Regions from separate parts of the Homo sapiens genome. Here region 2 is linked to region 1. A link is a contact called in ENCODE Hi-C or POLR2A ChIA-PET data. All regions are on one chromosome and are shown on one strand. The core of a region is the stretch at or near the end of the contact, and the rest is flanking DNA. Distances in the headings are between cores, read along the strand shown. Region 1 holds the start of SLC35D2 (solute carrier family 35 member D2). Region 2 holds the start of PRXL2C (peroxiredoxin like 2C).

Region 1 (3,135 bases), core at 285-2,784:
AAGAAAATTGAATGTTCTGAGGAAATTAACCAAAATGACCGATTTCCTGTTTAACTTGAATATGGATTCATTTTCTCTTTTAAAACGGACTTAACATGTCTTTTCTTTCTTGTTTTGGGTAACTTGGGCACTTCTGGTCTTTTTAATGCTAGCTAATTTTCACGAGTTCTGCTTTAGTTCTTATCAGGGCTGAAAATGTTTCCCAGTTTTCATTCTCCTGGTTGTTTAGTGCCTAAGGGTAGAAAAACAATTCTCTGGGCATCTATATAGTTAGGCCCCAACTTTTATTTAACTTGAAATCTTAAGCTTTTCTAAGAAGCTAAAAGTTCATATATATATATATATATAATATACATTATATATTAAATATATAATATATATATTTTTGAGACGGAGGCTTGCTCTGTCGCCCAGGCTGGAGTGCAGTGGCGCGATCTCGCCTCACTGCAAGCTCTGCCTCCCGGGTTCACGCCATTCTCCTGCCTCAGCCTCCTGAGTAGCTGGGACTACAGGCGCCCGCCACCACGCCCGGCTAATTTTTTTTGTATCTTTAGTAGAGACGGGGTTTCACCGTGTTAGCCAGGATGGTCTCGATCTCCTGACCTCGTGATCTGCCCGCCTCGGTCTCCCAAAGTGCTGGGATTACATGTGTGAGCCACCGCGCCTGGCCAAAAGTTCATATTTTTTAAAGACTGACAAGGGTAGGCGGTTCTGGGAAGCTGTCCTTCAACTGACCTGACCCGAAGGCAAACGGCCCTCCGCGAGGAATGCACCTACCACAAAGCACCCAGAGGACACCCAAGTCCCAAGGCTTCACCCACCTTACTCCTAGCCACTCCACTCCTAGATATTTATTTAAGAGAAATGAAGACACAGGTCCCACAAACGCCCACGAATTTTCATGGAAGCATTTTTCCTAATGGTCCTAAACTGGAAACAACCAATGGATACACAATTTGTGATACTATTCAACGATTAAACAAACCACATGGTCGAGTCCAAAGCATAGAGTGAAAACCCCTGAGACCACATGCTCATTCATAAATTCTAGAAAGCACCCTGTTTATTTGAAATTCCGGAAAAGGCAAACCTAACCTACAGCAATAGTCATCGATGAGATGCGGGCGTTAACTTCAAAGGGGCAGCAAGGGGAATTTTTGGGGCGATGGAAATGTTGTTTTGAGTAGTTACTCCTGTGGATGCCTTTGTCGAAGCTCATCTCAAACTATGGACTGGCAAGATGTGTACACTTCATTGTATGTAAATTATACACTAAACAAAAAAGTTGTAGGGAAAAAAAAAAAAAAGCAAAACAAGCCCTGAGACTTACTGAAGCGTTTCTTTCCAGGAAAGCCTGGAGGAAGGCAGCGCTTTTCAACTCCCCAGCGCATTGCCGGCCCTGGAGACCGAAGGAGGTGCCTGGAACCAGGGTGAAGTCCAGCGCGCAGGGTCCTCCCGCGCCGGCCTCGGGCGCTCGCAGGGGGCGGGTCGGGACCTGGGATTGCGCCGGGCTCTTCCTGTTCCTGCCGCGCCCTCTTCCCCGGCCCGGCCGGGCGGGACCAGTGCGCAGCCGGGGCTGGCGGGCGGCGGGGTCCGCGGGGCCGCAGGAGATGACGGCCGGCGGCCAGGCCGAGGCCGAGGGCGCTGGCGGGGAGCCCGGCGCGGCGCGGCTGCCCTCGCGGGTGGCCCGGCTGCTGTCGGCGCTCTTCTACGGGACCTGCTCCTTCCTCATCGTGCTTGTCAACAAGGCGCTGCTGACCACCTACGGGTGAGGCGGGGCCCGGGGCCGGGGGGTCTGCGGGAGTGCGGGGCTGCCCCTGTCCTCCGTGCGCTTCAGCGGCGCCCGGGACAGGGCGGGTGGGGACAGGGACCCTCGAGTCTCAGCTGGGCACATTGGTCGAGTTTCCCAGGCGCCCTCCAGAACTCGCTCAGCTTTCTACACTCAGGCCACAACCTGAGAAAGTCGTTCTCTTCCTGAGCGCGCCTGCCCTGCTGCGAGGCGCCCTGTCCTAGGTGGGCTGGTAGAGCTCAGACAGATTCTTTCATACACCCAGCGAGCTGAAAACAGGGATTCAAATGCCTGCTTCAAAGGACGCAATTCCTTACACAGATCTCCATGTTCAACGGTCAGGTACTCCTGAGCCAGTAAGTCTGTATTGATTGACTGTTCATTCTCAGATGACCAGCGTGTTCATGGAAAACTCGGGAAAACAATTGGAAGTTCATATGGAGTACTTTTTTGGATTAGTGTGAAGTAAACGCAAATTTGTGCTGCCTTGAACCTATTTGTAAGGACTAGAAAATCCTGCTTAATTCTGCTACCATTGTAGCGGCACTGAGAAAATTGTGGATTTAGACCCAGCTCCACCGGTTAACACCTGTCTTTTTGGACCAGTCTCACAGTCAGCAATTTTTTTCAGATGCAAAAAACCTGAATGATTACAATCGTGTTAATTACCCTCCAGGGCTCTGCACGAGCTGTTATATGTGAAGGCTCTTTGTAAACTCTACTATGTTACAAGAATATGCCATCAACATTTTAGAGCCCAAAGAGACCTAGAGTGTCTTAGTTAGAGAGTATCTTAGAGTATCAGCTTTCTTTTTTTATATATACATACAGATTCAGCTTATGTGGGTCTCACTTTTCTCGAATATAAAATACGAAAGCTGAGGCTGGCTGAGGTGGTTTGCACCTGTAATCACAGCATTTGGGAGGCCAAGGCAGGCATATATATATATATATATATAGTGTGTGTGTGTGTGTGTGTGTGTGTGTGTATAATATTTTTTTGAGACAAGGTTTCACTCTGTTGCCTAGGCTGGAGTGTAGTGACACAATCATGACTCACTGCAGCCTCGACCATCTGGGTTCAAGCAATCCTTCTGCTGCAGCCTCCAGAGAAGCTGGGACCATAGGTGTGCACCACTGCACCGGCAATTTTTTTGATTTTTTGTAGAGGTGGGGTCTCAGTGTGTTTCCAAGGCTGGTCTAGGCCTGCTTTGGCCTCCCAAAGTGCTGTGATTACAGGTGCAAACTATCTCATCCAGCCTCACCTTTCTTATTTTATATTCGAGAAAACTGAGGCCCACATAAGCTCGATTGGTTGTACCTCCAACAGATATTTATTAAGCACC
Region 2 (3,060 bases), core at 449-2,948, 270 kb before region 1:
AGACAATACCTTCTAATTTCTGCATTTCTGCATGGCTACTATTCCTCCTACAAAACTATTTTTTGATGATGTCTGAGTTCATCACTCTGCAAAAACTAAGTCATGTGGCTCTTTGTATTTCAAAATGAAATTGTCTAACCTGTAATTTATTTCACATGAAATATGACACTGAAAGCAGTAATGTCAAAGAAAATTTTTCATTCATTGATACCAGCAATTAATCAGAGCTGCCAAAATACCACCATTCTTATCTGTATATCAATTTCTGCTTACCAAAACACTGCTTACAATAAATTTGGTGACATCTGGCAAACTGCCTGTTGTGAGTGCTATTCATCAGCCTGCACTTTGGTCATGCATTTATTTCCAAAAACTCATAAAGCTCCTGGCCAGGCCCAGTGGCTCATGCCTGTAACCCCAGGACTTTGGGAGACCACGGCAAGAGGATTGCTTGAGCCCAGGAGTTCAAAACCAGCCTGGGCAACATAGGGAGACCCTTGTGTCTACAAAAACAAATCTAAAAAAAAATTTGCCAGGCATGGTGGTGCATGCCTGTGATCACAGCTACTTGGGAGGCTGAGGCAGGAGGACTGCTTGAGCTCAGGAGGTGGAGGCTGCAGTGAGCCATGATCGTGCCAATGCTCCAGCCTGGGCGACAGAGCGACACCCTGTCTCAGAAAGAAACTATCTTGACTTAGAAACAGATCTATGCTTAAAATTTTGTAAACACGCTGCAGAGCTTCTCAAACAGAGCACTTAATGTGTGCTCAATAAAGTATAAAATCTTCACACAGGTGAAAGCCAGAGGATGCAGCATCCCCCTTTCCTGCACTTTGTGGCAGAGTCACATCAGTCACATAGACCTGCCTAGCACTCCGCCCCAGAAATATTCTTCAGCTCAACAAAGGCCATAGATAAAGGATGTACTTTCTGAACCCCAAATCCATACACAAGAGTGAGTAAACTTATGAAGACAAAGAGCCTGAATGTTATCTGGTCCTGCTCTGGAAATCTTGGACACACAGTTAGCACCCATGAGAAACCCCAGAGAAAGATGAACCTCTAAATCCAGGGCCAGTTTGGTCTCACAAAGGCTGAGATCCCCAGATTTCCCTATGCCTGCCTACCCACCCCAGGAGAAACTGAATTGGAAGTGTGGGATTTCTACAAAACAGCTGCTAAGTCATCTAACTTCATCATCCTCATCCCACCCAGCTCACCTTTTATTTCTTTATTTTTATTATTTATTTTTTTAAAAAACGGAGATGGCGTTGCCCTCTGTTACCTACCCAGGCTGGTCTCGAACTCCTGGCCTCAAGTGATCTTCCCGCCTCGGCCTCCCAAGTCGCTAGGATTACAGGCCCGGCCTGTGTGTTTACAAAACGTGGGCCTGGCCCTAGCCCACCTTTTACACATACACCCATTAGTTCTCGAATAGGTGAGAACATCCGCTCAGGTGGCCATGGAGGGCGCGGGCGGCTTTCTTCCTCAATAATGCTTGCTCGCCGTGGACGGACCTTACTTTCTCTCTCTGTCCCCTACCCTGAGAGCTGAGTCAGAACCGCCCGTGGGGTTCACTCCGACAGCTCCCAGGCCCGCGCCGCGCCGCGGAAACCGTGACTTGCCAGGCCCCACCTCTGCACGCCCCGCCCCGCCCCCCGCGCCCAACCTCTGCGCGCCCCGCCCCGGTCCGCGCTGACAGAGCGGACCCAGGCCCTCGGCCGCCCCGCGTCATGGCCGCGCCGGCCCCGGTCACGCGGCAGGTTAGCGGCGCCGCCGCCCTGGTCCCGGCCCCGAGCGGCCCCGACAGCGGGCAGCCCCTGGCGGCCGCCGTGGCCGAGCTGCCGGTGCTGGACGCCCGCGGGCAGCGGGTACCGTTCGGCGCGCTGTTCCGGGAGCGCCGCGCCGTGGTGGTGTTCGTGCGGGTGAGCGGGCGGCGGGGCTGGAAGGGAAGCGCGGCCCAGGGTCCCGGGCAGGCTGCCGGGATGCGAGCCGCGCCTCCTGCTTCTTAGGACGGAAACGGGAAGGCAGCCTGCCCAGTCGCGGCCGCTTCCCAACTAGGGCGGGGCAGGGAGAGGGCGAGGGCGAGGCCCGCTTCCCACGCGCCGGGCGCCCGAGCCGCCGGTCCCGGCCCCGCGGGCGTCGCCTTTGCTCGCGTCACGCACGGCGAAGTACAGGGATCCTTCGGGGCCCGAGGGTGCTGCTTTACTAACTTGCCCTTTCTGCCGTTTTGGCTTTCAGCATTTCCTGTGTTACATCTGCAAGGAATACGTAGAGGATCTGGCCAAAATCCCCAGGAGTTTCTTACAAGTGAGTTTCCCAGCGTGGGCGGCCCAGTGCCCGCTTCTGCAGACCTTGCGAGCGGGGCGGGGGAGGACGCGGCTCCAGCGCGGAACTTGCAGCCTGGATTGCCCCTCCCCGCAGCTCTCTCCACCCTCGCCCCTCCAAAAGGAGTGAGACGTCAGAGATCTATTTCTGCCCTAACTCATTGGGTGCTGCCTGGTGGTAAACGTACTAACAATTGTGGTGTTGCCTGGTAACCTAGTGCCTGTTCTCAAATGTTGACTGATAATGCCCTAAAACAAATGCTGGAAATGGTTATTTTCTTCCCTTTATTTTTTGTTACACTCCAAATAGCTGCTCATTATGGGAAAATACTAATATATCGTAAAGGTGCAAATGTTTATGTTAATAGGCTGCAAGTTCCATGTCCCTAGGACAAACCACATAGTTGTTTTTCTTGAGGCACAGATAGGTTTGTGCCCAAGTGAGCTTTTTGAGGAAAGGCATTGAGCAGCCTTTATAAAACAGATGTTCTTTCAGCAGACCTTGTCAATCAGGATGTGAAAAAATAACATTGATTAAATAACTGTGCGGCCGGGCACGGTGGCTCACGCCTGTAATCCCAGCACTTTGGGAGGCCGAGGAGGGCGGATCACGAGGTCAGGAGATCGAGACCATCCTGGTTAACACGGTGAAACCCTGACTCTACTAAAAATACCAAAAATTACCCGGGCTTGGTGGCGGGCGCCTGTAGGCCCAGCTACTCGGGAGGCTGAG

Evidence for each region. Hi-C counts contacts between places; a loop is a spot of excess contacts on that map. ChIA-PET counts read pairs that join two places held with the same protein, here RNA polymerase II (POLR2A). Pooled maps may share reads with other maps.
Region 2: a map of chondrocyte shows a loop between it and region 1 (4-fold over the local background). The contact joins the promoter of PRXL2C here to the promoter of SLC35D2 in region 1. A Hi-C loop is called at or near these places in 1 of 168 maps with a recorded cell type or tissue (chondrocyte) and 9 of 50 pooled maps. POLR2A ChIA-PET finds 5 or more read pairs at or near these places in 3 of 52 experiments (T-cell, activated T-cell and naive thymus-derived CD8-positive, alpha-beta T cell).

Annotation. Positions count from the first base shown.
Region 1 is chr9:96,382,110-96,385,244 of GRCh38, reverse strand. It overlaps SLC35D2 (solute carrier family 35 member D2), which reads left to right and starts at 1,534. Exons shown (of 12, transcript NM_007001.3): 1 at 1,534-1,768. The coding sequence starts at 1,611. It overlaps SLC35D2-HSD17B3 (SLC35D2-HSD17B3 readthrough), which reads left to right and starts at 1,534. Exons shown (of 26, transcript NR_182427.1): 1 at 1,534-1,768. RefSeq lists silencers at 1,546-1,875, 1,886-1,935.
Region 2 is chr9:96,653,955-96,657,014 of GRCh38, reverse strand. PRXL2C (peroxiredoxin like 2C) reads left to right here and starts at 1,698. Exons shown (of 6, transcript NM_153698.2): 1 at 1,698-1,925; 2 at 2,242-2,310. The coding sequence starts at 1,734. RefSeq lists silencers at 1,610-1,699, 1,740-1,949, 2,090-2,159.